Regions from separate parts of the Homo sapiens genome. Here region 2 is linked to region 1. Evidence: read pairs that join two places in POLR2A ChIA-PET (ENCODE). Cell type or tissue: K562. All regions are shown on one strand. Links, peaks and the distances in the headings refer to the core of each region. The heading gives the core; the rest is flanking DNA.

Region 1 (16,023 bases), core at 3,009-11,008:
TTCTGGACTGTTTATTCAGGCTGTTTATTTTCTTTTATTGTTAGCTATATTTATGTCAGACAAAATAGATTTCAAGACAAAAACTGTAAGAGGAGACAAAGGTGGTCACTATATAATGATAAAGGGATCAATTCAGCAGGAGAATATAACAATTTTAAATATGTAGCACCCAACATGGGAGCACTCAGATACATAAAGCAAACATTATTAGAGCTAAAGATAGAGCCCAATACAAAAATATCTTGAGACTTCAAAACCCCACTATTAGCATTGGACCAATCTTCCAGACAGAAAATCAACAAAGAAACATTAGATTTAATTTGCACCATAGACCAAATGGACCTAATAGATATTTACAGAACATTTCATCCAGGGGCTACGGAATACAGATTCTTTTCCTTAGCACATGGATCATTCTCAAGGATAGATCATATATTAGGTCACAAAACAAGTCTTAAAACATTCCCAAAAATTAAAATAATATCAAGCATTTTCTCTGACCACAATGGAATAAAACTGGAAATCAATAACAAGAGGATTTTTGGAAACTGCACAAATATATGGAAATTAAACAATATACTCCTGAATGACCAGTGGGTCAGTGAATGAATTAAGAATAAAATCAAAAATTTTTTGGAAACAAATTATAACAGAAACACAACATACCGAAACCTATGGGATACAGCAAAAGCAGTACAAAGATGGAATTTTATAGTTATAAGTGCCTCAAAAAAATAAGAAAAACTTCAAATAAATAATGATGCATCTTAAAGAACTATAAAACCAAGAACAAATCAAACCCAAAATTAGTAGAAGAAAAATAATAATAAAGATCAGAGCAGAAATAAATGAAATTGAAATGAAGAAAACAATACAAAAGATCAATTTAACAAAAAGCTGTTTTTTTGAAAAAATAAATGAACAAACCTTTAGCCAAAGAAAAAGGGAGAGAAGACCTAAATAAATAAGATCAGAGATTAAAAAGGAGACATTACAACTGATACCACAGAAATTCAAAGGATCATTAGTGGCTACTATGAACAACTATGCACCAATAAATCAGAAGATCTAGAAGAAACAGATAAATTCCTAGACACGTGAAATCTATCAAGATTGAAACATGAAGAAACCCAAAGCCTGAACAGCCCAACAACAAGTAATGAGATTGAAGCTGTAATAAAAAGTCCCAGCAAAGAAAAGCCCAGTACCCAATGGCTTCACTACTGAATTCTACCAAACATTCAAAGAAGAACTAATCCCAGCCAGGCGCGGTGGCTCACACCTGTAATCCCAGCACTTTGGGAGACCGAGGTGGGCGGATCATGAGGTCAGGAGATCAAGACCACCCTGGCTAACACGGTGAAACCTCGTCTCTACTAAAAATACAAAAAATTAGCTGGGTGCGGTGGCGGGCGCCTGTAGTCCCAGTTACTCGGGAGGCTGAGGCAGGAGAATGGCATGAACCCAGGAGGCAGAGTTTGCAGTGAGCCGAGATTGTACCACTGCACTCCAGCCTGGGTGACAGAGCGAGACTCCGTCTCAAAAAAAAAAAAAAAAAAAAAAAAAGAACTAATCCCAATCCCACTAAAACTATTCCTAAAAATAGAGGAGGGAATACTTCCAAACTCATTCTATGAGGCCAGTATTACCCTGATACCAAAACCAGAAAAAGATACATCAAAATAAGAAAATGATAGGCCAGTATCACTGGTGAATATTGCCTCAAAAACCCTCACCAAAATACCAGCAAACCAAATTCAACAACACTTAAAAAGATTGCTCATCGGCCAGGCACGGTGGCTCACATCTGTAATCTAGCACTTTGGGAGGCCAAGGCGGGTGGATCACCTGAGGTCAGGAGTTTGAGACCAGCCTGCCAACATGGTGAAACCCCATCTCTACTAAAAATACAAAAATTAGTCAGGCGTGGTGGCATGCGCCTGTAGTCCCAGCTACTCGGGAGGCTGAGGCAGGAGAATCGCTTAAACTCAGGAGGCAGAGGTTGCAGTGAGCCAAGATAGTGCCACTGCACTCCAGCCTGGGCATCAGAGCAAGACTCTGTCTCAAAAAAAAAAAAAAAAGATTTTTCATCAAGACCAAGTGTGATTTGTCCCAGGGATGCAAGAATGGCTCAACATACACAAATCAATTAATGTGATACATCATATCAAAAGAATGAAGGACAAAAACATATAGTCATTTCAATTGATGCTGGAAAAGCATGTGATAAAATTCAGCATCCCTTCATGATAAAAACCCTAAAACAAAACTGAGGATAGAAGGAACATACCTCAACATAATAAAAACCGTATATGGGCCTGGCATGGTGGCTCACGCCTGTAATCCCAGCACTTTGGGAGGCTGAGGTGGGTGGAACACCTGAGGTTAGGAGTTTGAGACCAGCCTGGCCAATATGATGAAACCCTATCTCTACTAAAAGTACAAAAATTAGCTGTGCATGGTGGCACATACCTGTAATCCCAGCTACTCAGGAGGCTGAGGCAGGAGAATTGCTTGAACCTGGGAGGCGGAGGTTGCAGTAAGCTAAGATTGTGCCACTGTACTCCAGCCTGGGTGAAAGAGCGAGACTGCATCTCAAAAAACAAAAACCTATATGACAGACCCACAGCTAGTATCATACTGAATGGGGAAAACTGAAAGTCTTTCCTCTAAGATCAGGAACACAAGGATGACCACTTTCACCACTTTCATTCAACATAGTACTAGAAGTCCTAGCTAGAGCAGTCAAGAGAAAGAAATAGAGGACATACAAATTGGAAAGGAAGAAGTCAAATTATTCTTATTTGCAGATGTTATAATCTTATATTTGGAAAAACCTAAAGATTCTACCAAAAACTATTAGAACTGATAAACAAACTCTTGGAAGTAAAGTTGCAGGATACAAAATCAACATACAAAAAATCAGTAGTGTTTCTATATACCAATGGCAAAAAATCAGAAAAAGAAATCAAGAAAGTAATTTTATTTACAACAGCTACAAATAAAATTAAATACCTAGGAATTAACTTAACCAAAGAAGTGAAAGAACTCTACAATGAAAATTATAAAACATTGATGCAAGAAATTGAAGAAGACAAAAAAAAAAGGTAAAGATATTCCGTGTTCATGGATTGGAAGAATATTGCTAAAATGTTCATAATACTCAAAGCAATCTATAGATTTAATGCAATCCCTATCAAAATACCAATGACATTCTTCACAGAAATAGAAAAAACACTCTGAAAATTTATATAGAACCACAAAAGACCCAGAATAGCCAAAGCTATCCTAATCGAAAAGAACAAAACTGGAGGAATCACGTTATCTGATTTTAAATTATACTATAGAGCTATAGTAACCAAAATGTCATGGTACTGGCATAAAACAGACACATAGATCAGTGCGACAGAATAGAAAACCCAGAGATAAATCCATACATCTACAGTGAACTCATTTTTGACAAGGTGCTAAGAGCATACCTTGGAAAAAGGATAGTCTCTTCAGTAAATGGTGCTGGGAAAATTGGATATCCATATGCAAAAGAATAAAACTAGACCCCTGTCACACACCATATACAAAAATCAAGTCAAAGTGGATTAAAGACTTAAATCTAAGACCTCAAACTATGAAATTACTACAAGAAAACATTGGGGAAACTCTCCAGGACATTGGGCTGGGCAAACATTTCTTGAGTAAGAACCCATAAGCACAGGCAACCAATGCAAAATGGACAAATGGGATCACATTAAGTTAAATATCTTCTACACAGCAAAAGAAACAATCAACAAAGTAAATAGACAACCCATAGAATTGGAGAAAATATTTGCAAGCTACCCATCTGACAAATGATTAATAACCAGAATATAGGCCAGGCGCGGTGCCTCACGCCTATAATCCCAGCACTTTGGGAGGCTGAGGTGGGTAGATCACCTGAGGTCCGGGGTTTGAGACCAGCCTGGCCAACATAGTGAAAACTCATCTCTACTAAAAATACAAACAATTAGCTGGGCATGGTGGCGGGTACCTGTAATTCCAGCTACTTGGGAGGCTGAGGCAGGAGAATCGCTTGAACCTGGGAGGCAGAGGTTGCAGTGAGCTGAGATCATGCCATTGCACTCCAGCCTGGGCGACAAAAGTGAAACTCCATCTCAAAACAAAACAAAATAAAACAAAACACAAAACAAAACAAAACCAGAATATATATAAGGAGCTCAAACAACTCTATAGGAAAAAAATCTACTAATCTGATTAAAAATGGGCAAAAAACCTGAATAGACATTTCTCAAAAGAAAATATACAAATGGCAAACAGGCATATGCAAAGGTGCTCAGCATCATTGATCATCAGAGAAATGCAAATCAAAACTACAATGAGAAGTTAAAATAGTTTTTATTCAAAAGTTAGGCAGTAACAAATGCTGGTGAGGATGTGGAGAAAAAAGGACCCTCATACACTGCTGGTGGGAATGCAAATTAGTACAACCACCATAGAGAACAGTTTGGCAGTTTCTCAAAAAAAACAAAAGTAGAGCTACCGTATGATCTCGCAATTCCACTGCTGGGTATATACCCAAAAGAAAGGAAATCAGTATATCCGAGATAGCTGCACTCCCATATTTGTTACAGCACTATTCACAATAGCCAAGATTTGGAAGCAACCTAACTGTCCGTCAACAGATGATTGGATAAAGAAAATGTGATACATATACACAATGAAGTACTATTCAGCCGTAAGAAAGAGATCCTCTCGTTTGCAATGGCATGAATGGAACTGGAAGTCATTATGTTCAGTGAAATAAGTCAGACACAGAAAGACAAACTTCTCATGTTCTCACTTATTTTTGGGAGCTAAAAACTAAAATAACTGAACTCATGGAGAGAGAGAGTAGAAGAATGATTATTGGAGGTTAGAAAGGGTAGCAGAGGCAGGGAGGTAGTGGGGATAGATAATGTGTACAAAAAGATGGAAAGAATGAATAAAACCTTGTAGTTGCTAGCACAACAGGGTGACTATAGTCAAAAATAACTTACTTGTACATTTTAAAATAACTAAAAAACTATTGTTTTGTAACACAAAGGATAAATGCTTGAGGAGACGGATACCCCACTTTCCCTGATGTAATTGTTACGCATTGCAGGCCTATAGCAAAATATTTCATGTAACCCATAAATATATAGACCTATTATGTACTCACAAAAATTAAAAACGAAAACATTTTAAAAAGAACCTTACAATAGTAAATATTTCCATTTCCCCACTCTCAACATTTGTCTCGTTATGCATTTACTTTTACATGTTATAAATGCCATGTTGCATTGCAATTATTTTCATGTTAACGGTAAATTATCTTTAACAGAATTTCAAATAATATTTAAAAATCTTGTTTACCATGCAGTTACCATTTCTAATGTTTTTAATTACTTTCCATTAATTCATGATTCCATCTGGTGTCATTTTCCTTCTGTCTGACCAAGTTCCTTTAGTGTTTCTTATAGTGTGGTGTGCCAACTAAGAATTCCCTCAGTTTTTATGTATTTTTTAAAGTTCTTATTTTGCTCTTGCTTTTGAATGATCTTTTTGCTGAGATATAAACTCTAGGTTGACAGACTTTTCTCTCTTTCAGTCCTTCAGAGGTGTCATTCTTGTTTCTTTTCTTTTTCCTTTTTGTTTCTTCTTGTGGCTCCAGCTCCTGCTGCTTTTTAAAGTTTTCGTTTATCTTTTTTTTTTTTTTTTTTTTTTTTTTGAGACTGAGTCTCACTCTGTTGCCCATACTCAAGTGCAGTGGCTCCATCTTGGCTCACTGCAACCTCTATCTCCCAGGTTCAAGTGATGCTCCTGCCTCAGCCTCCCAAGTAGCTGAGATTACAGGTGCCTGCCACCATGCCCAGCTAATTTTTGTGTTTAGTAAAGACGGGGTTTCACCATGTTGGCCAGGCTGGTCTGAAACTCCTGACGTCAGGTGATCCACCTGCCTTGGCCTCCCAAAGTGCTGGGATTACAGGTGTGAGCCACCGCACCTGGCTTAAGTTTTTCTTTATCAAAAGGTTTGAGCTCTTAGATTATAACATGCCTTGATATCATTTTCTTCATGTTTCTTGTATTTGGGGCCCATTGGGCTTCTTCAATCTGTAGCTTCATATTCATCATTATTTGTAAAACACATTGTATAAATGTTCAATCTTTTAAAATGTATTACACTTGAAAACCAGCATATGGTCTATCCTAATGAACGTTCCATGGGTTCTTGAAAAAAAAAAATCAGTATTCTACATACAGTTCTTGGTGTCAAAGTGCCTTATAATGTTGTTCAGATCTTTATCCTTACTACTTTTGTTCTAACAGTTTTATCAATTACTGAGAGCATAAAAACCATAGTTGTAGGGCTAGGTGGTAGCTCACACCTGTAATCCCAGCACTTGAGAGGCCAAGGTAGGAGGATCACTTGAGCCCAGGAGTTTGAGACCAGCCTGGGCAATATAGTGAGACCCCATCTCTACAAAAAATGGCAAAATTAGCTGGGCATGGTGGCATGTGCCTGTAGTCCCAGCTACTCAGAAAGCTGATGCAAGAGGATTGCTTGAGCCCAGGAGTTACCAGGCTACAGTGAATTGTGATTGTGCCTCTGCACTCCAGCCTGGGCAACAGATTAAGACCCCGTCTCAAAAAACAAAAACAAAAATAGAAACTATGGTTGTGGATTTATCTATTCCTCCATTTATTTCTGTCAGTTTTTGCTTCATGTATTTTGAAGCTCTGTTATTACCCACATTCACATTTATTATTATATGTGTTAAAAATTTTATCATTCTTTTATTGTCCTCATGAACTGGACCCACTTTTTGTAATGAAGTGTGTTTATCTCTGATAATACTTCTTGTCTCAAAGTCTATGTTATCATCAGATAATATGGCCATTCCAGCTTTCTCATAATTAGTGCTTTTGCCTAATCTCTATCCTTTTACTTTTAACCTATGTCTTTGTGTTTTTAAGTATTGCTTGTAGACAGCAGAAAATTAGCTCTTATTCCTTTAACCAGTCTGATAATTCCTGCCATTTAATTGAAATGGTTAGTTCATTTACATTTAACATTACTTTAATACATTTAACATGACTTTAATGGCCATTTTGCTATGTGCTGTCTATTTGTCCTGTTCTTTTTTTCTGTTTTTCTTGTCTTTTTTGTGGTTAATTTTTTTTAGTATTCCATTTTAATTACTTTATTGGATTTTTCCTATTTCCAACATTTTATTTTGAAAAATTTCAAACGTACTAAAAAGTTGAAAAGTTTTACAACTTTTAAAATTTGTATACCCCGTACTTTCTTTGTAAACCTGCTTTCACTTAAAAAAAAAAAGTTGTATTCCCCATATACCCACCATTAACATTTTCTACACCTGTAGAAAAGACCTCAATTGGTCAACTCATCTTCCTTATTGGTGCCTTATATCTTTATTTAAACAGAGTAGAGGCAACTACATTTGAAGAGTTGCATTATAGAAATGTAATTCCTAGAACATGGGAAGTGAGAGTCTCATCTTTACATATTTATCAGGCCTTACTGTGAGAGGAAACAGGACCATCTGGACTGTGTCCAGAGGGAGTGACCAGGCACATATAGCAAGCGAACAGGACATACAGAAAGAAACATTTATAAATCATAGCCTTGCAGCCCCGTGGTGGTGGGGTAGGGGCAGGTGGCAAGCTGTTTGTGAGAGAATCCAGGCATCAGTGTTAAATGGATGCTCCAGGGAAACGAATGTTAGTTCTTCAGTAAAAGGAAGAACTAACAGGAAAAGGAACCATACATGAGCAAGACTTCCTTAGGAGAGAGTAAACTTCCCATCACTGGATGTATGCAAGCATTCTCTCATTCAACAGATGTTTATTGAGCCTTTTAGGTTCAGACATTGGGCTAGGCACTGCAGATAGAGTGGTGAACAAAACAGGCAGGGGTTCTTTGTCTTCATGGAGGAGGTTAGTATTAAACAATCCCACAGATAAATACATAACCATCAATGGTGATTTATGCTGGAGATTGGCTATGGCAGGAATTGGAGAGCAGGAGTAAATGCTTTCTGACTCTGAGACTCAGCAGTGTAGAATCACGGGAAGCACTACATAAGTGGTGGCTTTTATTATTATATTATCATTAACATTATCATTTGTTTTATTATTCATTCATTTCACATTTTCCGAGCACTCACCTTGGGCTGTGCAAGGAGATGAAGCTGCAAGGGATAGAAGCCTTGCCCTCCAAGTGGAAGGGCCATCCAAGGGCCATGATTAGAAACCAGGAGTCCCTGGAGGCACTGTCCGCCTAGGAAGCGGTAAAGGAAATCCGGGGGTGGGAGTGGGGACGGGGGGCGGGGGTGCTTCCTGGGACAGTGGGAGTGAGTTGGATCTTGAAGGAAGAGTGGGAGGAGACTTGAAGGATCGAAAGTGGGCAAACTGTTGGTATCAATTCCCCTCACACTCCCCTTCAGATCTCCAGGAAACCTGACAAATGCGAGGTGTCCCCTCCTCTCTCCAACCCCTTTCCCCTTCTCCTTCCTCTACCCCTTCCCACTTGGTGAGGGTTCAGCTCAGCTGGGCCCCTTAGCCAATTAACACTCTTTGCATCTGAAAAGCTCAAATCGGCTCCTCAGAGGTGTTAGAGATCAGAGTAATTAAGGTCTCTTTCTAATGCAAATCTAAACCAGAAATTGGATGTTTGTCTCCTTGGGAAATTAGGGTCCCCAGTTCTACCAGGAGCTAGTCAAACTCAGCAGGGGGAGGTGATGGCTTCAAGAAGCCAATTTATTTGGATGCTCTCCAGAAATATTTGATTCAATTAAATCAAACTGACTCCACATGGCAGTGAGAGTGATCTTTAAAGCAAAATCAGATCCCAACTCTCCCCTGGTCTTTGATTCACTCTAAATAAAGTCCAAGCCCCTCACCACAGTCTTGAGACCCAGCCTAATCGGCCCCTGCCTTTCCTCCAGCCTCATCTCAGGCCCCTTTATTAAGTGCTTGTCACACTTTGTGATTATTTTATTTACTGGCTGCCCTTCCCCACATCATTAAGTAAATACATCCCTGTTGTTGTTCACCCTGGAGCACAATATATAAAGTTGTCCAAGTGAAAAACAGCTCCATTGCAAATCAGCACTTGCAATTTGGAATGTGCCCTAGAGCCATTCAGAGGAGGACTTGTATTCAAAACCACCTCAACACCGTCTTTCCCTTCTCTGCCCTGTGGCACTAGCTGTCACTGACCTCTAGTTCTATCCTGGGTTCCCTTTTCTGGAGGATAACTGCTCATCTCTTTGAGATCCACCTCAGCTTCCTGAGTACTCTTCCTATATGGCTACTAAAAACTAGCCAAACATATTCTCACAAACACACCCTCCCAATGCAAAGGAAATTCCTCCAGACATAGAAACAGACAAAGAGAAATAGTGTTTAACTAAGTCATTTATTGTTCTTTTTCCTGTCTCCCCAGTTGGAATACATGCTTCAGGAAGGCAGGGACGTGTGTCTATCTTGGTTACCATCCTATCCACAATGCCCAGAGCAGTGCCTGACACTTGATGGATGTTCTAGAAATCTGTTTTAAATACATGGATTTTTCTGAAACTGCCTATGTATAAGCATGGTGTCAGCACTATGGGTGCAGAGGAGGACAAACCCAGATTCAGCCGTCAATAGCTCATAACCTAGTGGGGAGACCCCCTAGAGCCAATGACTCCTTTGTTGACTGAGCACTTGTGTCCCCCCTACAGTGGAGTCACACCATAAGTTCAAGACATAAGCAAATTCCACCATATGAGTTTGGGGGAAAGAAAAGCAGCAAGAAATGACCATCTTCCCAAGGTGGGCAATTCCACTCAGCAATTACACCCCAAAATGGGCACAAAGTGGGAGACATGAATTGAGGTCTCTCCATACAGAGGGGAAAGGCTGTGCAGACACAAGGGCATGAGGCCACATGCCAGGATAGGCATTGGAGAAAAGGAAAGGGAGAAGAGAGTAAGTCACAGTGGTAGTGATAACTAATAGCAGCTGCCATTTATTGAGTGGTTACTATGTGCTGGCTGAGTATCATGCTAAATGCTTTATGCACATGTACTGTGTGGTCCTCACAACTACCTGGAGTAGAAATACTCTTATTATCAAGAAGTTGATTGTAGCCACATTATGGAGGGCCTGCGGCATCATGTCAGAGAGACTCGAGTGTACTGATGGGGTCGGGGAGGAACAGGAAGTGTTTCAGATTTGGTTCTTAGATTTAGGCTGCAACAAAGGGATCTAAAAGCCCAACCTTCTGCACCAGGTGAATTCACCCTCAAGTCAGTCTAAACTGACATCCTCATGGGAGATTCTAGTGTCCAGGAAGGCCCAGAGACCAGGGATGGCTTGAGAGGTTGACTAGGCCAGCAGATGGTGCAGAGGAGATCAATTCACAGCCCTCTCTCTTGTCCCAGCCTCACGCACTCAGGCTCTCAGAGGAAGCTGGTTAGGGATCCTGGTCTGAGCCCTTAATATGCAGAGGGAAGACTGAGGCTTGGGAATGAGAAGGGACCCACCTAGGGTCAGTGGATGCATGAGGGAGCAGCACATGGAATAATTCTTCCAAAGTTCTGGTAGCAACTTTCTCTTTTTCTCCTAGTTCATTTTTCTCCAGTGACTCAGGAATTGCAGATCCGATGTCAATGTCGTCTTCCCCTACTCCTCCTTCTTCTCCCCACCTACCCCAGCAGGACAATCAAGGGTGAGAAGACAATGAATACTGAAATCTTTTGTCTCCCAAAAGGTCACAGTTCTGCAGACAGAAAAGCAGTCACCATTTCTCGGGAAGATGCTGTTTGCCTCAATAATGTTAGTCCCTTGGTTACGCTAGTCCCTTTTAACATAAAATAAAAAGAACAAGAACCAAGTTTCTCAGCTGTCAAAGCCTTGTCCCAAGTATCCCCTCATTGGACTCACACAGTAGCACTGAGAATGAGGCAGCACAATACTTGTCCTTCCAGTGCACGAAAAGGAAACTGAAGCATAGAGAAGGGAGGGGCTGTTCAAAGTCCTCCCTCATCCCAGGTTTTCATATGCCCAGGACGGTGACTTGCCATTATCCCAGACTGCCTCATTGAGTTTCTCAGCTCACTCTGACATAAAACCTAGCAGGGACACGGGTCCAGTCTTTCTGGGCAGCAGTGCTAACAAGATGTTCCAGGAGTTTTTACAGTGCTCATATATTTTAATCCTCTCCTGGAAGTCTAGCTTAATAAAATCATTTGAAAATAAGCAAAAACCAATGCAAAAGGATGCCTTCCCAACCCAGATACTTATTCTGGGAGAACTGTGAAAAATTGGATGCAACATAAATAGTCAACAATAGGGTGTCTCCATATGATGGGAAATCGAGCAGCCATTAAAAATGGTATTTGTGAATAATTTTCATGACATGGCAGAAATGCCATTAAGAAGTATAGCTTCAGGCCGGGCGTGTGGCTCATGCCTGTAATCCCAGCACTTTGGGAGGCCGAGGCAGGCGGATCACGAGGTCAGGAGATGGAGGCCATCCTGGCTAACACAGTGAAACCCCATCTCTACTAAAAATACAAAAACAAAATTAGCTGGGTGTGGTGATGGGCACCTGTAGTCCCAGCTACTCGGGAGGCTGAGGACGGAGAACAGTGTGAACCTGGGAGGTGGAGCTTGCAGTGAGCCAAGATTGCGCCACTGCGCTCCAGCCTGGGCGACAGAGTGAGAATCCGTCTAAAAAAAAAAAAAAAAAAAAAGTACAGCTTCATTCAAAAGTATAGAATATATGCATGCATAAAAGAAGACATGGAAGGAAAATTATGACAATGTTAGCAGTGGTCCCTCTGGTTGTTGGGGTAGTAGGCAAGCATAGCTTCTCTTTTCTGAACTCTTTACAAGTTTATTTATTCAACAACTGTCTATTATGTCTATTAAGCATTTTCCAAGGCCAGGCCCAGTGCCTGGCCTTGGGGATCTTATGGTGAACTGTGGAGGCCAATTATCTGCCATCTGGAGCCTGTGGCCCAGTAGGGGTGACAGAAAGTAACTAGGCAATCATAGATCCAAGGGATAAAAGCCATGAAGTGGCCAGTACAAGGTGGCATGGGGTGACATAGCAAAGATACATATCTCTGCTTTTATAATTGAGGAGTGTTAATCTTTAAAAGGCTAACCCGCCATAATGAAGATGTTTAAATATTTTAAAGAGCTCTGCAACAGCAGAGGCAGCTGGTAGGGGAAAGGCCTGTGCGGGGAGAAACCCCTGGCCAGCCCCTTCCTTTCTCTGTGTGGTGGGGACCAAGGATGGAGGACTAAGCATCCCTGCTTTATATTGCAACACCATTTTTGCAAGTATTCCTCAAGGGACAAGATTCATCCAGCCAGAAAGCAGTGGGATTTGCCTCCTAGCAGGGGCCAAGCTACACCTGACAGTATCCAGGGTCATTTTCTACCACCCAAGGGTACAGAGACAGGCCTCTAGTTAACCCCTGAGATGCTGGACTTCTCAATGCCTGTAACACTCTGGAAAGAGTTTACAAGTGAAGAAGTTCCTCACAGGAGGCAGATGCACACAGCAGCAGGGCCCTGAGGGTCCTGGAGGTATTCGCTCTGCCCCATCATCTCATCAGCTACCCATTCATAGATTATCTTGCTTTGGGGTAAGACATTGCCTTGCATCTCTTCCTAGTGGATGAGTCTTCTGGAAAGATAATATTCATTTTACATATGTTTTTGGAGTTCTTTTTTTTTTTTTTTTTTTAATCACATATCACTATAGCTCTTGCTACTCTCTATCAAAAGCTTGGGCCAAAATGAAATCATGTCATTCCTGTTTTCCAGCCCCTGTACTGGAAATTTACTCACACTGTACCTTCTCTCTGGAGTTCCTTTGCCCATCTCTTTGTGTCCAAATCCTACCACTTGGTCAAGGCCCAATTCAGATGCTCCCTCTTTTCAGGTCCTCCTTCATTTAATCATCAAGCATTATTGGTGTCAGGCACTGGGTTAGGCACTAAGAGTACATTTACATTAAAGCTGCCCTTGTCCTAAAGTAAATCAGTCTATAGGTGGGAAATATGGGTGATATAGTCTGGTTGTGTCTCCTTACCCAAATGTCATGTTAACTTACAGTCCCTGTGTTGGAGATGGGGCCTGGTGGGAGGCGACTGGATCACGGAAATGGATTTCTTATGAATTGTTTAGCAACAACTCCTATGTGCTCTCCTTGCAGTGAGTGAGTTCTTGTGAGATCTGGTTGCTTAAAAGTGTGTGGCACCCCCTCAACTCTGCTGCTTCTGCTTTCATCATGTGAAGTGCCTGCTCCCCCTTTGCCTTCTGACATGTTTGTAAGTTTCCTGAGGCCTTTCCAGGAGCCAAGCAGATGCCAGCATCATGCTTCCTGTACAGCCTGAAGAACCGTGAGCTAATTAAACGTCTTTTTTGTTTGTTTGTTCATTTGTTTTTGTGGCTGGAGTGCAGGGTGCGATCTTGGCTCACTGCAACCTCCACCTCCTGGGTTCAAGTGATTCTCTTCCCTCAGCCTCCCAAGTAGCTGGGACTACAGGCCCCACTACCATGCCTGGCTAATGTTTTGTATGTTTAGTAGAGATGGGGTTTCACCATGTTGGCCAGGCTGGTTTCGATCTCCTGACCTCAAGTGATTCACCTGCCTCAGCTTCCCAAAGTGCTAGGATTACAGGTGTGAGCCACCATGCCCAGCCTAAACTTCTTTTCTTTATAAATGACTCAGTCTCAGGTGTTTCTTTATAACCATGTGAGAATGGACTAATACAATGGGCAAAACTAAAAGGAAATGAACATACTTCATAATACCATGTCATATATGGTAACAATAGATTTATAGATATACATACAGATAGATATATAGATATAGATATATGGCATCCAAACATCTCAGAAAAGTGGGTATGAGTTACTTCAGGGGAGAGGAGAGTACATTGATACAATGCCTGAGCTGGGTTTTGACAGATGAGTAGGAATTTCCTAGGCAGACAAAGGAGAGGAGAATGGCATTCCAGGCAGAGGGCATACCAGGTGCAAAGGCATAGAAAGGTGAACCAGCATGATGCATTTGAAGAGCTACAAGTCATTTGGGGTCATTGCTAAGGTATAAAGTAAAAAGGGAGATATGGAGGCACCAAGAGAAAAGTAGCAGGGCCAAGATGGTGGAAGATTTCACCTGGATTTTATGCCTCAAGCCACAGGGGATCAGTGGACCAGTGCTGGAGTTTAAATAGAAGAATGAGGCATCAACTTCCGCCATGTAATAAGCAACCTCAATGTCAGTGGCTTAAAGCAACAATCAGCATTTATGGCTTATGCATCTGGGGTTGGCTGGGGCTTAGCTGATTTGGGCTGGGCCTTGCTGAAGTGACTTGGCTCTTCTCCATATATGTCTTGTCTTCCTCCTGGAACTGCTGGGCCAGCCTGGGCATGTCTTGCTCATGGCAATGACAGAGGCACAAGAGCACGGAAAGAAACATGCAAGGTGTCTTGAGGCCTGGGCTCAGAACTGGCACGTTGTCACTTCCACCTCATTCTGTCCACCAAACAAAGTCACATGACCCAGTCTAGATTCAAGAGGAGGGGAACCAGTGAGAGCTCCTGCCAAGTCATATGACAAAGTTCATGGCTATACGGAGGACTGGAGAGTCAGGTCCATCCATGCACTCTACCACAAGCCATGTGATCAGGTCTCTGCATTAGGTCACTAGGTAGCTATGTGGAGGGTGGATTACAGGGGATAAGGCAGTTTCAGAGATTCAGGCAGGAACTGAACAAATGCCCTAGGATCTCACAACCTGCTCTTTCTATCTATTCTATGTACTGGGATTTAGCCAGATTACACAAAAGGAAAGCTTATCTTTGGCCTTTTGTTCAATTCTAAGAACTCAGCCTGAGCACTTTGGTGCTTGCACCAGTGCATAAGAAGGCTTTGAAATAAACAGATATTCAATAAACTAGTGAACAAGAGTTTTCTTTATCTTGGAATAGACATCTCTGAGACAAAAACGGACCTGAGCTGCAATATTGGATAAGCCCCACTGATCACAAGAAAACCTAACATAGGTAATTGACTATTGGCAAATGCAACAGAACCAAATAAAGCAAATAATTAACAATTATTGTACTCAGAGGTAAAGGAACTACAAATCTAGGCTGCCTCGGCATTTGTCCTAGGCATCAATAAGAACAAAGTGTTTGTTAGTGGGTGAGTAACCCAGGTGTGAAATTCATTTTATTAGACCAGATCTAAAAATAGGCTTGAACCAGAGAGTGGAAAAGAACACAATTTATCCCCACTTGCTCACTGGGGCACCCAGGGAATAAATTAAAGGCGCTGTTTTTTGTTTACAAAGGGGGAATTGTGGTAGATTGTTTGCAGAAATGACCACAGTTACTTCCCTTTCTGTGTCTCTGCTACTTTGCAGATGTGACTTTGTAACTCTTCCTATCAAAAGTGGTGTCCTCAAGTCTTGAGTCTGTGACTAGTTTTGGCCAATAGAATGTGGCAGAGGTGACACTGTACTAGTTCCAAGCCCAAGCCTCAAGAGGCCTTGCACACCGCCACCTGCTTTCTTGGGACCCTTGTCTTCATGATGTGAACAAACCCAGGCTAAGCTGCCAGCGGATGAGAGTTCATGAGTCAGGCCAGTTGTCCCAGCCAAGACCTTAAACATACACAAGAGCTCAGCCCAAACTAGCAAAACCAAACTGCAGCTGCCCCACATCTAGCTACAAAAGCAAGAGGAATTCTAGCTGAGTTCAGAAAACCTGCCAGCTGAGCCCAGCCTAAACAGCCAACCTACAGAATCTTGAAGTAAATACATGGTTGTTATTTTAAGCTACTAAGTTTTAGAGTGATTTGTTACACAGCAAAAGGTAACTGATATCGGAGTATTCTGGATCAGGCCAGGTGCATTGGCTCACACCTATAATTCCAGCACTTTGGGAGGCTGAGGCAGGCAGATCACTTGA
Region 2 (16,023 bases), core at 3,248-11,247, 110 kb after region 1:
TTTTTTTGTATTTTTTAGTAGAGACGGGGTTTCACTGTGTTAGCCAGGATGGCCTCGATCTCCTGACCTCGTGATCTGCCCACCTCAGCCTCCCAAAGTGCTGGGATTTCAGGCATTAGCCACCGCGTCCGGCCCCTCCTACCCATTTCTATCAACTCAGCCAGCTGAGCACTTCTCTCATTTACGTCTGTTGAACCAGAATTCTGCATCTGGCTTTTTTGCATCAAGAATAGGACTTAGGGCTGTGCACAGTGGCTCACGTCTGTAATCCCAGCACTTTGAGAGGCTGTAAGGAGTTCGAGAGCAGCCTGGCCAACATGGTAAAACCTCATCTCTACTAAAAATACAAAAAGTAGCTGGGTGTGGTGGCACATGCCTGTAGTCCCAGCTACTGGGGAGGCTGAGGCAGGAGAATCGCTTGAACTTGGGAGGCGGAGGTTGCAGTGAGCCGAGATCATGCCACTGCACTCCAGCCTGGGTGACAGAGCAAGACTCCATCTCAAAAATAAATAAATAAATAATAAAAATGAAGGGATTCAGCATGACATCAGCAAACTATCAGAGTAAAGACTTCTGAGAATTGTCTGCTCCATACAAGCAATGGAAATACTGCCCAAAACTGGCAGAATCAACGTTTTCAGAACTCTGAAAATTAACCAAAGGCTTGCACAAAATCCAGGGAGCATTTATTCAGAAAAGCATATATCCTTTCAAAGATGTAGCCATGAATGTTCATAGCAACATTATTCATAATAGCCCAAAAGTAGAAAAAAACCAAATGTCCAACAGCTGGTAAAGAATAAATAAAATGTGGTAAATCTATACAGTGGAATATTATTAATCTTTCAAAAGGAATGAAGGCCGGGCACAGTGGCTCACACCTATAATCCCAGCACTTTGGGAGGCTGAGGCAGGCAGATCACTTGAGGTCAGGAGTGAAAAACCAGCCTGGCCAACAAGGTAAAACCCCATCTCTACTAAAAATACAAAAAATTAGCCGGGCATGGTGGCACATACCTGTAGTCCTAGCTACTCGGGAGGCTGAGGCAGGAGAATTTCTTGAACCCAGGAGGTGGAGGTTGCAGTGAGCCGACATCACACCACTGCATTCCAGCCTGAGTGACAGATAGAGACTTCATCTCAAAAAAAAAAAAAAAAGACTCAATTGTGCTCTTTGAAAAAGGAAGCTTTATGTATATCAATTATATCTCTTTTTTTTATAATTCCTAGTAAACTAAAATTACAAATAAAACTAAAACTAAAAAGCAACAGCACACACATACACACACACACACACACACACACACACACACACACACACAAACCATATATGTTCCTCTCCTGTTTAAAGCTCTTCAGTAATCCCCAATTGCCCTTAGAATGGCTTTTGGGTTTTGTTGAGGTTTTTTGTTGTTTGATTGTTTGCTTGTTTGTTTTTTGAGACAGGGTCTCCTCTGTCACGCAGGCTGGAGTGCAGTCATGTGATCATAGCTCACTGCAGCCTCAACCTCCTGGGCTTAAGGGATCCTCCTGCCTCAGCCTCGAGTAGCTAGGACTACAGGTGTGCTCCACCATTCCCCCCTAATTTTTTAAAATTTTTTTGTAGAGATGGGGTCTTGCTATGTTGCCCAGGCTGGTTTTGAACTCCTGGCCTCAAGCAATCTTCCCACTTCAGCCTCCCAAAGTGCTGGGATTACTGGTATGAACCACTGTGCCTGACTGCTCTCAGAATGAATAAGACCCTGGATGACCTAGTTCCTGCCCACCTCTTCCCCCTCACCCACGTCTGTCTCCCTGTTTTGTGCTGAAGCAAGGCTGGCCTCTGTTCTGTCCTGGTACTTGTTCCCCCTGCCTGAGACCCCCTAGTTTGCAGGGCTGGTCCATTCTCAGATGCCAAGTCTAAGCTCACAATTCCCCACAAGCACTCTCACTATCCCCAGTGTGCCTCCCTCAGTCGCTCTGCCTCATTAGCCTATTAGTCCACACCACAGCACTCCATATTCATCATTTATTATTTGCTTCTCTGTTATCTTTCTTCCCACCCTAGAAGGTAAACCCCATGAGAACAGAGACTTTGCCTGTCTTGTTCACTGTTAGCATAGGGTGGACACTCAATACATGCTTTTTGAATGATGAATAAAGGCAATGTTCTCTCAAAGTTTGTTGTCATTTGGAATTCAATATTTTCTAATATTTTCTTCTATTCCCTGCAATATATCTCTGAGAGAGACAGTTCCTCTGGTTGGTCCTCTGATTAGGAACTTTTGAATCACATGAAAGATATATGATGATATTTTTCTGTCCATGCTTCATTAGGGGTTTTGGATAGCACACTAGCCTGATAATGGGATATTCAGATCCCCTATTGGAATGGTTCAGGCCAAGAAAAATAACTACTATCCTACTGGCCACATTAGTAGCTTGAGAGGCACCAGGAGAGACTGGTGCCCAACAGAGGCCTCGCCCTCCTGGCTGAATGACTCATTTTCCCTACTCATGGATGCAGATTAACATGGGCTGCCGACCGTGTCCCTGCCCGTGGTAGGCTCAAGCCATGCTTTGCTTTGCAAGCTGTTGAGGCCAAATGTGATCAGGGAGGAAGGGCTCATCTTGGGTGTTAGGCAGGAGGCTCTGCTGGATATTTTCGAGACAGTTTTTTCTTTTTTTTATTATTTATTTATTTTGAGACAGAGTCTCATCCTGTCACCCAGGCTAAAGTGCAGTGGCATGATCTCAGCTCCCCGCAACCTCACCTCCCAGGTTCAAGCAATTCTCCTGCCTCAGCCTCCCAAGTAGTTGGGATTACAGGCATGTGCCACCACACCCGGCTAATTTTTGTATTTTTTAGTGGAGATGAGGTTTCACCACATTGATCAGGCTGGTCTCGAACTCCTGACCTCAGGTGATTGCCTGCCTCGGTCTCCCAAAGTGTTGAGATTACAGGCGTGAGCCACCATGCCCGGTCAAGACAGTTTTTTCTTAGCCAGTATTGGCCCTTTCCTCAACCCAGACTTCCATACAATTTCTCATGCAAATGTCTTCATTTCTCAGGCACATAGATGACACCTACTTAGATTGTTTCCATTCTTTTCACTAACACCCACAATACTCCCTTCTGTACACATCCTTGTGCACACATTTTTGCACTTTTTTTTTTTTTTATTACTGATCCCTGTGGAGCAGGGCTAACTCATAGGCAGTGTACCCAGAGTCAGCACATTTTTGCATTCTTCTCTGTTTACTTCCTCAAATACATTCTTAGAAGTAAAATTATGGAGCTGGGTGCAGAGGCTCATGCCTATAATCCCGGCACTTTGGGAGGCAAAAGTGGGAGAATCACTTGAGCCCAGGAGAATCACAAGACCAGACTGAGCAACATAGTGAGAACTCATGTCTACTTAAAAAAATTATCCAGGCATGGTGGCATGTGCCTGTGGTCCCAGCTACTCAGGAGGCTGAGGCAGGAGGATCACCTAAGCCCAGGAGATTGAAGCTGTAGTGAGCCATTATCACACCACTGCATTCCAGCTCCAGGCGACAGAGCAACATCCTGTCTCCAAAAGAAAAAAAAAAAGTAAAATTATTGAGTTAAAGAGTATTCATTACAATTTGAGACATATGACCAAATTGACCTCCAAAAAGGGTAAACCACTTTATGCTTTATCCAGTAGTATACCAAGTCCTGTTTTTGAAGTCATGTTCCAAAAACTTTTTATTCCCAAATCCCACCTCACCATATTTCATTTCTCAGAGAGAAGATGAAAGTAGACTCCCCGTCTCACTGGAGAAATTTGCTGTAGAAATCCATCCTTTAAGAGAAAAGCACTGGTGTTGGCTGGGACGGGTCCTCACCTCCTGAGGTCGTTCTGGGGCAAACAGAACTGGTATCTCAGACAGACACTCTCCTTCCAGGTGGAAGTGCTCTGAGCCGTGGCTGCTGTAAGTGCTTAAGACAGCAGAGAAGAAGTTACCCGTGACATGACACAGCCTTGGTGCAATTCCTAAACATTCCTGACACCTCCACAGAGCTGCCTGGAAAGGAACCATGCCAGCAGCAAACTGTTCTCTCAGTGCCCTTCCTCACCTCCCCATTCCCGCACTTTGCTGGTCGAAGTCAGACTCATCTTTAGTCAAAGAAAGGCATTCTTCAGCAACAGCATTGTCTTCCATCAAAATGGCAAAGATTTAAAAATGAAAATAGTGGTGGTGGGTGGCAGTGAGATAGAGGAGCTCCTACAATGTGAGTGGGAACATAATGGGCCAGTAAATACCCAAGGCCATAGAAATGTTCACACTCTTCGACCCAGCAGTTCCACTCCTCAGATTCTGCCCTAAGGGAATACCCAGATGCCACCACAGGTTTTATGTACTTCAATGCTCATTTCAGCATTATTCATAGTAGCAACCAATTTGGAAACTACCAAAATATCTGATAATGAAGTGATTACACAAACCCAAAGTACTGAATATTAAACAGCCATCAAATATTGTATTTTTAAAGAACATGTAATGGCCTAGGCAAAGACCCTTGACGTGTGAAATGAAAGATGAAAGTGCTGCCGAATTGTCTATATACAATGACTTCAATGTTGTTAAACATAGATACGAAGCCTGGAAGGATACTCCCTCAAATGTTTACTGTCGTTGCTCTGGATTAAGGATAGTTATAATTATCTTCTTTGTCCTTTTTTTTCTCAAATTTTCTTTTAGGCGCATATATTTTTAAGTTGGAAAAACGTATTAAAAATAAACAGTCCTATCACATCTCAAGGCTCAGCTTAAATTATACTTTTCCCTGGAAACTCTCCCACACGGGAATGACAAGCATTACAAAGATGTGGCCATTAACACGACAAGTTCCTGTAACTGTCAGACCTGGTCCTTGAACCCTGGCCCCTTGCGCTTCTTCTGTGGCATGCATCTCAGCCTTGCTTGAGTTTCTTAATCAAGTGTCTGCCCCACCAGCTGCCCTCTCTTCAGCCTGTCCTCCAGACAAGGACCAGAAGAGCAGGGACGAGTCTTTTTTTTCTGTTTTTCAGAAAAAAAGTGAATGTTTATCAAATTTGGTGAATATGATAAATCAGATTGTCCAGAGAATAAGAAATTCTAATTGTATGCAGAAAATCTAAGTCAGTGGAGCTCATATTCCAAGGTAAAGGGATGCCAAGATTAGGGGAGCTCACACCTGTAATCCCAGCACTTTGGGAGGCCAAGGCAGGAGGATCACTTTAGCCCAGGAGTTTGAGGCTGCAGTGCGCTATAATCATGCTGTTGCATTCCAACCTGGGTGACAGAGCAAAATCCTGTCTCAAAAAAAAGGGGGGGGTGGGGGTGGAGGGGGGAATGCCAAGATTAAGATCAAGACCTCTGCTTCTGAGTATAGCCAAGAGAAAGAGCTCAGCCAGGCCCTCAACATCAGTGCCAGCAACAGCCCCTCTTGCTCACCACATTTTACACACACTTGCTTTCTTGCTTGGTCTCTGGGTCATGGCAATCTCCTTCCAACCTCAGGGCCTTCACGCCTGTTCCCTTTGCATGGAAGCTTAGCCCCCTTCTAGCTGGGCATCTACTTATTCTCTGTCAAGTTTCAGCTCCATAATGGGCTGGTTAGGTCCCTCCCCATAGCTCTATTCTCTTCCTTGTACCATTACCACAATTGTCATTCTGCATTTGTGTGAACATTTGTTTTACGCCCACCTCTCCTGCTTCACTGTAATCTCCAGAAAACCAGGTCTGTCTTGTTTATGGCCGGTACCCGGCACCAGCCGCAGAGCTTGGCATAACCGTGGGCTGAATAAATGAGGTGAGATCAATTACATGGAAAGGACCTAATGCTTAGTAGGTATTTTTCCACCATTTTTCCCCTTCCTCAGATCTCAGAGCTGATCCACCTCCCTGTGTTCAAGCTGATGATCTGATTGTGGCATCAGACTTTTAGAGCTGACCGAAGCCAAGAGAGGCTACGTGGCAGCACTTAGCTCAGCCTGCTTTGCTGGGGCTGTTTATGGAGGGAAAGCACAGGATTCATTTGGCTCTAATCAGGTTAGGATCAGAGCACAGGGACTAGGAAAGGAATGCTGGGCGTAAGATCCAGACCATGTGACTGGGGTGACCTGGGCACAGTCATGGGGAGGCCACACTAGCAGAGTCAGGTTTTCACACTGTAGCCCAGCTGGGGTACACAGCTTGTTTGCAGTAGAGTAGGGCCCAAAGCCCAGGCTCCTGACTCCTGGCACAGTGCTCCAAAGAGCCAACACATGGTGTTGGAAACAATCCCAGGCTGGGCTCTGTTTTCCCACTGCCCAAATCTCTTCCAGGGAGCAGGTCTTGGTATGGCAGAAGGGAGTGGATAAAGCCTTTTCTACAACTCTTTATCACCAGGGCAGGAGATCCAGAGCTGCTGCTACCTTGGGTCCAGCTCAGTGCAATGACAATATTCCTTACATCTTTACACTGCTTTGTTATCTCCAAAGCATTGTCACTTTTGTTTTTCAGCCTCACAGTAATCCTGTGAGGATAGGCAAGCAGCTGATTAACCTCTTATCACGCATGAGAAAACAGAGGCCCAGAGGGGCGTGTCAACTTGCCCAGACCTTCATAGCTGGTCAGTGGAAGAGCCAAGCCCGGAAGCCAGGCCTCCTGACTCCCAGTCCAGAGTTGGTTCAGTATTTTTCACACACAACTGTGACACTCAAATCCGTGTGGTTTCTTGTAGCACTTTCTAGTCTGTGGCATCTCAGCACTGTTGAGGATTAGACGAACAGCCAGGGGAGGAGATGATGGGGTGATGGCTGTGCTGGCATGGCCTCCCCATGGCTTTGGCTGTGGCTGGGCCCCAGTTTCCGCCACCCTAGTCATGTGGTCCGGATCTCGGGGTTCAATGTTTGTGTCCTAGCCTCTCTGCTCTGATCCTGACTCTGATGAAAGGCAAAACAGATCCTGTGCTCTTCCTCCATAAATAGCCCCAGCAAAGCAGGTAAGACAGCCATGAGAAAGCCTAGGGAGTGTTTTTGACGCAGTTGGAACCAGGGGTTACTGGTACTGAAGAGGAAATGCACTTTCTGGTTAAGAAGACTTTGGACTGTGAAACAAAGACAGAGAAAGAGAGTTCAGAACCACTTAAGAGTCTGATACAGGGCTCATTAAGAACGAAGAATGATACTGGGAAAAGCCCAGCTTGGGGGTTGAGTTCTGACCTCCAGTCTGGTTTTCATGCTGTAACCTTAAGGAAGTCATTATGCGTCTTTGGGCCCTTTTTTTTTTTTTTCTTCTCCTTTTGAGACAAAGTCTCACTCTGTCACCCAGGATAGAGTGCAGTGGCACAATCTTGGCTCACTGCAACCTCCACCTTCCGGGTTCAAGTGATTCTCCCGCTCAGCCTTCTGAGTAGCTGAGATTATAGGCATGCACCACCATGCCTGGCTAATTTTTGTATTTTTAGTAGAGATGGGGTTTCTCCATGTTGACCAGGCTGGTCTTGAACTCCTGACCTCAAGTGATCCACCTGCCTCGGCCTCCCAAAGTGCTGGGATTACAGGTGTGAGCCACTGCACCCGGCCAAAACTGTGAGGGAGGCAGGGAGCCCATCACCCTCCTGGTGGTGGCCGGTCCCCTGCCCCGTCTTTGGGCTTTAATTTCCTTCTTTGTAAAATCGCAAGGGGAAAGGAAGGAATCAAGATATCAAGTGTCCGATTTTCCCACTTTGTCCTGACTGACCTGCACATTCTGTGACAGTGTCCATACATACATTACATGAATGATCACTTGGTAAAAAAATCCAAAGAAAGTAAGTCTTTGTTATATGGGACACCCTAAAATATAGTGTTTACGAGCTCCTTCTCTCTCAGGAGCCAGCCTCCCTGGGTTCAAATCCAAGCTTGCCACTTATTAGCTATGTGACCTTGGGCAAGTTACTAAACCCCTCTGTGTTTCAGTTTCCTCATACTCAATACAAGAATAATATTTGTACCATTGCATAGGGCTGTTATGGATCAAAGAACTTAAGAGAACTATAAGGCACTTAGGATAGAGCCTGACATATGGTAAACACTCATTAAATGTGACTCATCGTTACCTAGCAAAAGCTGATACTCTCCATTCCACTTAAACGAAATTGAATGATAACTGAAGATTTCCCTTGGCTAAAATATTTAAAACTATAATTATTTCAGATATAAACTAAGAAGTATAATCATTTTGAAGGTAAATCTTTCTAAAACACACCATAAAATGTCTTTTGTTTTGTTTTTTGAGACAGAGTCTGGCTCTGTTGCCCAAGCTAGAGTGCAGTGGTGCAATCTCAGCTCACTGCAACCTCTGCCTCCCGGGTTCAAGCGATCCTCCTACCTCAGCCTCCCAAGTAGCTGGGACTACAGATGCATGGCTGGCTAATTTTTGTATTTGTTATTAGAGACGGGGTTTTGCCATGTTGGCCAGGCTCGTCTGGAGCTCCTGACCTCAGGTGATCCGCCCACCTCAGCCTCCCAAAGTGCTGGGATTACAGGCATGAGCCACCAGGCTCAGCCTAAACAGTATCTATAAATTATTATTCTTTTCCTCCTCCCCTGACTTAGGCTCAACAAGAATGGGAGCCCCCTGAAGGCAGAGGTCTCTATCTCTACCTTTCCAGTTGGCAGGAGTACCTGGCACAAAATGAGTACCAATACGCTTTTGCTTAGGAAATGAAGGGAGGACAGTCACAGGCATTAGGCTCTAGGATGCTTTATGGAGATGACACTCTTGGAGGTTGATAGGGGATATTGAGCTAAAGGACCCAGACAAGGGTCCTTTAGTGCCTGAGTTTTAAAGTTTTCTCACCTCTGTCTTTCCAACTACCATTATGACCACAGTTGTCCTCTTAAATCCTGCCTTTGAAATCCTGGGCCTGCTTAGAGCAAGGTCTCCCCTTGGGGACCGCCACAACCGACTGCCATGGTGCAGGCAAACAGAGGCCAGATCATCAGAACAGCTGCCCTTGGTGACTGCTTATTCCTTCACACACACTATGGCATCTACCGTTCACACACAAATGTGTGCGATTGAAATCATTATATTCCCATTTTACAGATTAAAACAAAACAAGGCTTAATGTGGTTAAGTGACTTCTATGCCACCAGTAAGTGGAAAAGCTGAATACTAAAATCACAGTTGGCCTGGCACAGGGGCTCATGCCTGTAATCCCAGCACTTTGGGAGGCTGAGGCAGGCAGATCGCTTGAGCTCAGAACTTCAAGACCAGACTGGGCAACATGGCGAAATGCTGTCTCCACAAAAAATACAAAAATTAGCAGGGCATGGTGGCGCACACCTGTAGTCTCAGTCACTTGGGAGACTGAATGGGAAGATCCCTTGAGCCCAGGAGGTCGAGGCTGCAGTGAGTCATGATCCCGCCACTGCACTCCTGGGTGACAGGGGAGACCCTGTCTCAAAATAAAATAAAATAAAATAAAATCACAGCTTGAATAGCTTGTTCAAAACCTGGCCACCAATTGAAGTGGCCAGGTGTGAGGACAAAAGGCTGGGCAGTGGTGGGGTGGATAGGAATCAGGAAAATGGAAGATGAGGAGTACAGGGCAGGCCATTTGAAGGTGACCTAGAACAATTTCACAGACGGCATAGGCACCAACAGCAGCTTTGTATGGGATAACCAATAGGGGGATGAGTCAAGATCACTTAAAGGGTGGAATGAGGAGCCTGCCTCCAGAAGCTTCCATCTCCTTTTGGATTCACCATGGCCTAGTAATCTGGCAGCCAAATGTGTTAGAACTATATGTAAACAAAGAGTAAAAAGGCTAGGCAGGGCTGGGTATGGTGGCTCACACCTGTAATCCCAGCACTTTGGGAGGCTGAGGCAGGTGGATTACCTGAGGTCAGGAGTTCAAGACCAGCCTGGCCAACATGGTGAAACTCTGTCCTTATTAAAAATACAAAAATTAGCTGGGCGTGGTGGCAGGCACCTGTAATCCCAGCTACTCCAGAGGCTGAGGCAGGAGAATTGCTTGAACTCAGGAGGCAGAGGTTGTGGTGAGCTGAGATCGCACCAGTGCATTCCAGCCTGGGCGACAAGAGTGAGACTCCATCAACAAATAAAAATAAAAATAAAGGCTAGACAGAATCTATTTTTTAAGTGCCCATACTCTGACACCACTTTGAAAGGCTCAAAGAACTTCCTAGTTTAGTTCTTGGTCTTCAGATTTGTTTTGTTAGGAAAGCTCTCATAAGTAGATGGTTGTTTTTATTTTTTAAAATGCATTATGGCGATACATAATTATCTCTTGCTTTGATGAAGGCAATTCAGGCCCTCTAGTGCCCGCTGTGCCCAGGATCTTAAAGATAAAGAGTAGCAGATCATAGGATTGTAGTGAATACATGTATGACAGTCCGTGAAGGGCTGTCAGGGAGGGGAGGGAATGGACCTGTTCTCTGTGTCTAAGAGGGCAGAGCCAGAACCAGCTCTGCTACAGAACCAGAAGAAAGCTACAGGAAGAAGTTGTTTTTTTTCTTAGTAAAGAACTTCTCAAAAATCAAGTTGTTTAAGACCAACGGGGTTGTCTTCAACAGAAATGATCTCCCTGTCAAAAGAGGCAGGCAAGCAAGCAAGCAGAGGTCGGATGAGCACTTGGCAGGGAGGCGTAACAGGGGGCTGGGGCTCAGGGTTGGCCCCACTGACCTCTGATCTAAGTCCCCTCCCATCCCAAAGGGGACTTGTCTGCCTGCAAGTGAGGGCCCTCCTTACAGTAGGAATCTGTGTCTGGTGGATTTGCCAAGCATATTCCAGTCCATGAGACCTTTATTAGTGCTCCTGCTTTGGGATGGGTCATTTCATTTCTTCAAAATTAAGATATAATTCACACACCAAAATATTCACCTTTTAAGTATACAATTCAGTGGGGTTTAGTATATTCACAAAGCTGAGCAACCATCACAACTATCTCATCCTAGAACATTTTCATCACCCCAAAGGAAACCCACACCCATTAGCTCTTACTCATTTTTCTCTCCCTCCAGCACCGGTAACCACTAACCTGTTTTCTATCTCTATGCATTTGCTAACTAAGACTGTTTCATATTAATGGAATCATACAATGAGTGACTTTTTGGGTCTGACTTCATTTACAATGTTTTTAAGGCTCATCTACATTGTAGTATGTATCAGCACTTTATTCCTTTTCTTGGCTGAATAATACTCCAGTGTGTGTATACTCCATTTTCTTTATCCACTTATCTATTGATTGACATTTTATTTTGACTTGGCTATCATGAATAATGCTATCAACATTTGTGTAGAAGTTTTTGTTTAAACATGTTTTTAATTATCTCGGGTGTATACCTAGGAGGGGAATTGCTAAGACATAACTCTATGTTTAACTTTTTGAGGAACCACCACTGTTTTCCAAGGTGGCTGCACCACTTTACATTCCTACCAGAAATGTATGAGGGGTTCCAATTTGCCAACACTTGTTATTGTCCATATTTTTATTATAACCATCCTATAGGATATGAAGTGTTATCATTATGGTTTTAAATTTGCCATTTCCCTGATGGCTAATGATGTTGAGCACCTTTTCATATGTTTATTGATCATCTGTACATCTTCTTTGGAAAAATATCTATTCAAATCCTTTGCCAATATTTTTTGCAATTATTTAATTTTTGTGGGGATTTGGGGTTTGTTTAAGACAGGGTCTCACTCTGTTGCCCAGACTGGAGCACAATGGCCCCATCATAGCTCACTGCAGCCTTGACCTTCCAGGCTCAGGATCCTCCCACTTCAGCCTCCCAAGTAGCTGGGACCACAGGTGAGCACCACCAAGCCCACCTAATTATTTTTATTATAACTCGTAGAGATGGGGTCTCCCTATGCTGTCCAGGCTGATCTTGAACTCCTAGGCTCTAGTATCCTCTCACCTCAGCCTCCCAAAGTGCTAGGATTACAGGCATGAGCCACTGAGCCCAGCTTTTCATTTTCTTGATAGTGTCCTTTGAAGCAAAAAGTTTTTAATTTTGATGAAGTCCAATTTATCTATTTTTTTCTTTGGTTTGCTTGTGCTTTTGGGGTTGTATCTAAGAAAGCACTAAGAAAGTCCAAGGCCACAAGATTTACACCTATGTTTTTTTCTAAGAGTCTCATAGTTTCATCTCTTGCCTTTGATGCATTTTGACTTAATTTTTGTATGTAGTGCAGGGAGAAGTCCAATATATGAAATCAACCTAAATGTTCATCAACAGATGAATAGGTAAATAAAATGTGGTATATATACACAATGAGATACTATTCAGACTTTAAAAAGAAGAGAATTCTGTCATTTGTGACAACATAGATGAACCTGGAGGACATTATGCTAAGTGAAATAAGCCAGGCACAGACACAAATACCACATGTTCTCATTTATATGTAGACTCTAACAAAGTCAAACAACTAATCATGGTGGCTCATGCCTGTAATCCCAGCACTTTGCGGGGACAAGGTAGGAGGATTGCTTGAGACTACAAATTCAAGAGCAGCCTGGGCAACATAGGGAGACCACGTCTCAATTAATTAATTAATTAAAGTAAAAAAATAACAAAAAAGTCAAACTCATAGAAGCAGAGAATAGAATAGTGGCTACCAAGGGCTGGCACTCAGGGGTTGGGGAAGAGATTGAGGAAATATTGGTCAAAGGATACAAACTTTCAGTAGACAGTGGGATTAAGTTCAGAAGATCATTGTAGAACACAGTGACTACACTGTATTCTATACTTGAAAATTGCTGACAGGCCAGGCACAATATCTCACGCCTGTAATCCCAGCACTTTGGGAGGCAGAGATGGATGGAGTCACCTGGGGTCAGGGGTTTAAGACCAGCCTGGCCAATGTGGTGAAACCCCCATCTCTACTAAAAATACAAAAATTAGCTGGGCATGGTGGCACACACCTGTAATCCCAGCTACTCAGGAGGCTGAGGCAGGGGAATTGCTAGAACCCAGGAAGTGAGGCGGAGGTTGCAGTGAGCCGAGATCACACCACCGCACTCCAGCCTGGGCAACGAAGCGAGACTCCATCTCAAAAAAAAAAAGAAAGAAAAAAAGGAAAATTGCTGACAGAGTAGATTTCAAATGTTCTCACCACAAAAATGGTAAGTATGTGATGTAATAAATATGTTTGTTAGATTAGCCATCCCACAATGTACATCAAAATATGATGTACAACATAAATACAATTTTGTTAATTAAAAGTAAATTAATTTTAAAAATCAATTGAGCATAGATGTTTATTTCTGGACTCTCACTTCTAGTCCATTGATCTATATGTCTATCCTTATGCCAGTATCAAACAGTCTTAATTACTGTAGTTTTGTGGTAAGTTTTAAAATTAAGAAATGTGGTTTCTCCAACATTTTTTTTTCTTCAAGATTGTGTTGGCTATTTTGAGCTTCTTGCATTTCCATATGAATTTTAGGATTAGCTTGTCAATTTCTCAAAAAAAGCCAGCTGAGATTTTGAGATAAGTTGCATTGAATCTATAGCTCACTTTGGGTAGTATTGCCATCTTAGCAATATTAAGTTTTCCAATCCATGAGCATGGGATGTCTTTCCATTTACTTAGGTTTTCTTTAATTTCTTTCGTGATTTTTTATAGGTTTTAGTTTACTAGTTTTGCACCTTTTTTGTTACATTTACTTCTAAGTGGTTTGTTCTGTGTGATGTTACAAGAAGAATATTTTCTTAAGTTCTGGATTCTTCTTTGCAAGTGTATAAAACTGCAAGTGAATTTTGTATATGGATCTTGTATCCTAAATTTTGCTGAACTCATTTATTATCTCTAAGTTTTTTTTAATGAATTTAAGTTTTTCTATGCAGACAGTCCCCAGCTTACAATGGCTCAACTTATGATTTTTTGACCTTACTATAGGTTTATTGGGACATACCCCATCATAAGTCAAGCAGCATATGTATAGTAGTTCACGTCTATTTGCATGCAAAACAGCTAGTTTTACTTTTATTCCTTTCCAATTTAGATGTACTTTATTTCTTTTTCTTGCCTGATTTCTCTGGCTAGAACCTGCAGCATAATGTTGACTAAAAGTAGCAGGAGCAGACATTCTTATCATGTTCCTGATGCTAGAAAAAAAAGCTTTCAGTCTTTCACCATTACATATTACATTAGCTGTGGGTTTTTTATACATATACTTTACCTGGTAGAGGAAGTTCCCTTCAATTTCTAGTTTCTTGAGTATCATAAAAGGGTGTTGAATTTTGTGAAATGCTTTTTTGCATCTATTGAAATGATCATATGGTTTTTATATTTTATTCTATTAATATGGTTTATTAAATAAATTGATTTTTCTATGTTGAACCAACCTCAAATTCCTGGAATAAATCTCACTCGATCATGGTGTAATCTTTTTATATGTTGTTGGATTCATTTTTCTAGTATTTTGTTGAGAATTTTTGCATCTATATTCATAAGGAATGTTGGTCTGTTGTTTTCTTGTGGTATTTGTCTGACTTGGGTATTATGTAAGTTATACAGCCAGTATCATTATAATACTGGCTTCACAGAATGAGTTGAGAAGTGTTCTCATTTTAGGGAAGAGTAGTGTCAGTTCTTCTTTAAACATCTGGAAGAATTCACCAGTGAAATCATCTTTTTTTAATGGGAAGGTTTTTTTTTAATATTCACTATCTTTTCTTGTTATACTCTGTTCAAATGTTTTAATTCTTCTTGAGTCAGTTTCAACTGTTTGTGTCTTTCTAGGAAATTTTCCATTTTAGGTTATCTAATTTTTTGGCATCAGTTTTTGTTTTTAAAAGATTACTCTGGCTGCTATATAAAGAACAGATTACAGCAGGGCAAAAGTAGACATGAAGAGACCTGTCAGGTAGTTATTGCAATGATAGTTGGAACAAGGACCATGGAAGTGTGGATTGAAAGAAGTAGACAAATTCAGGACACATTTTGGAGGGAGAATCAACAGGTCTTGAGGATGGATTAGCTGTGATAATAGGGAAAAGCAGGAAATAGAAATAATGCCTATACTTTTGTCTTGAGCAACTAAATGTTTGAGCTCTTTGGTGAAAATTGAGAGGACATGAGAAATTGGTTTGGGATGGAGAATCAAGGGTCTTCTTTATCCTTGCGAAGTTTGAGATGCCTTTTAGATTTCCAAGTGGAGCTACAAACATGGAGACATAAGTCTAAGATCAGGGAAAAGTATGGGCCAGAGATACAAATTTGGTACTGTTCAGAGGAAAGATGGTACTTAAAGCTATGGCTCTGGATAGACTGTGCAGACAGAGAAAAGAAAAAAAGGCCCAGGCGCAAGTGTTGAAATGTTTCAATAGTTCAAAGCTGAGCAGAGGAGGAGCCAGGACAAAAGGCTGAAATGGACTGGTCATCAGGTAGGAGGAAACTCAAGAAGTGTGATGTCGGAGTATACAAGAGAAAAAAAGAATTTCAGGAAGACGGGTAGTGGTTGTCCATGTCACGTTCTTCAGAAAGCCTGAGTGATAGGAGAACAGAGAAATGTCAGTTGCATCTAAGAAAAGGATAAGCCACTAAATTAGGAAAAAATGCTTTAAAATGTAATCCACAATTGTTGAATTTCAAATCTCCATCAAGTCTGTGTCTCTATGAATTGGAAAGACAAACAAGGCATTCTCCAGTAGCTCAAAGAACAGAGAACATCAAAGTGACTTGAATGATGAATCCAGATATTAGTAGGAACTCCTAAGAAAAAGAACAGAGCAAATGAGGAAATGATCATCAAAGAAAAAGTAGAAGAAAATGTCCCTGAACTGAATAAACACTGTAGCTTTCAGATGAAAAGGAATTACAGAATACCAGACAACTCATTAAATAAATGAGATGTACTATTTGATATAAACTGCTGAAATTTTCCTTCAGTTAGTCTGCCAATGTAGATTTACTAAGCTCCAGCTATGTGTTACACATAAATAGAAGAAAATTTCTATAGGCTAATCATAGCAGGAGAAAAATAAGTTATGTTTAAATGAAAAAAATAAGATTGCCACAGTTCTCTGA

What was found. ChIA-PET counts read pairs that join two places held together with the same protein. Peaks named below come from ENCODE experiments on the same cell type or tissue, not always from the same donor. Only the 100,000 strongest peaks of a DNase experiment are listed, where the experiment ranks them.
Region 2: POLR2A ChIA-PET joins it to region 1 with 6 read pairs; 3 of 35 experiments call an interaction of 5 or more read pairs at or near these places.

The regions. Positions count from the first base shown.
Region 1 is chr9:38,207,245-38,223,267 of GRCh38, reverse strand. All of the region lies in intron 1 of LOC107987064 (a long non-coding RNA gene), which reads left to right. Among named protein-coding and RNA genes, the nearest start is that of SHB, 150 kb to the right of the region's middle. RefSeq lists an enhancer at 8,501-9,381 and a silencer at 11,170-11,370. In K562, for the core only: no CTCF peak of the experiment used is centred there; no DNase peak of the experiment used is centred there; H3K27me3 peaks cover 1,103 bases.
Region 2 is chr9:38,098,688-38,114,710 of GRCh38, reverse strand. No RefSeq gene overlaps it. Among named protein-coding and RNA genes, the nearest start is that of SHB, 37 kb to the right of the region's middle. RefSeq lists an enhancer at 6,721-6,900. In K562, for the core only: no CTCF peak of the experiment used is centred there; a DNase peak (open chromatin) is centred at 6,560; H3K27me3 peaks cover 499 bases.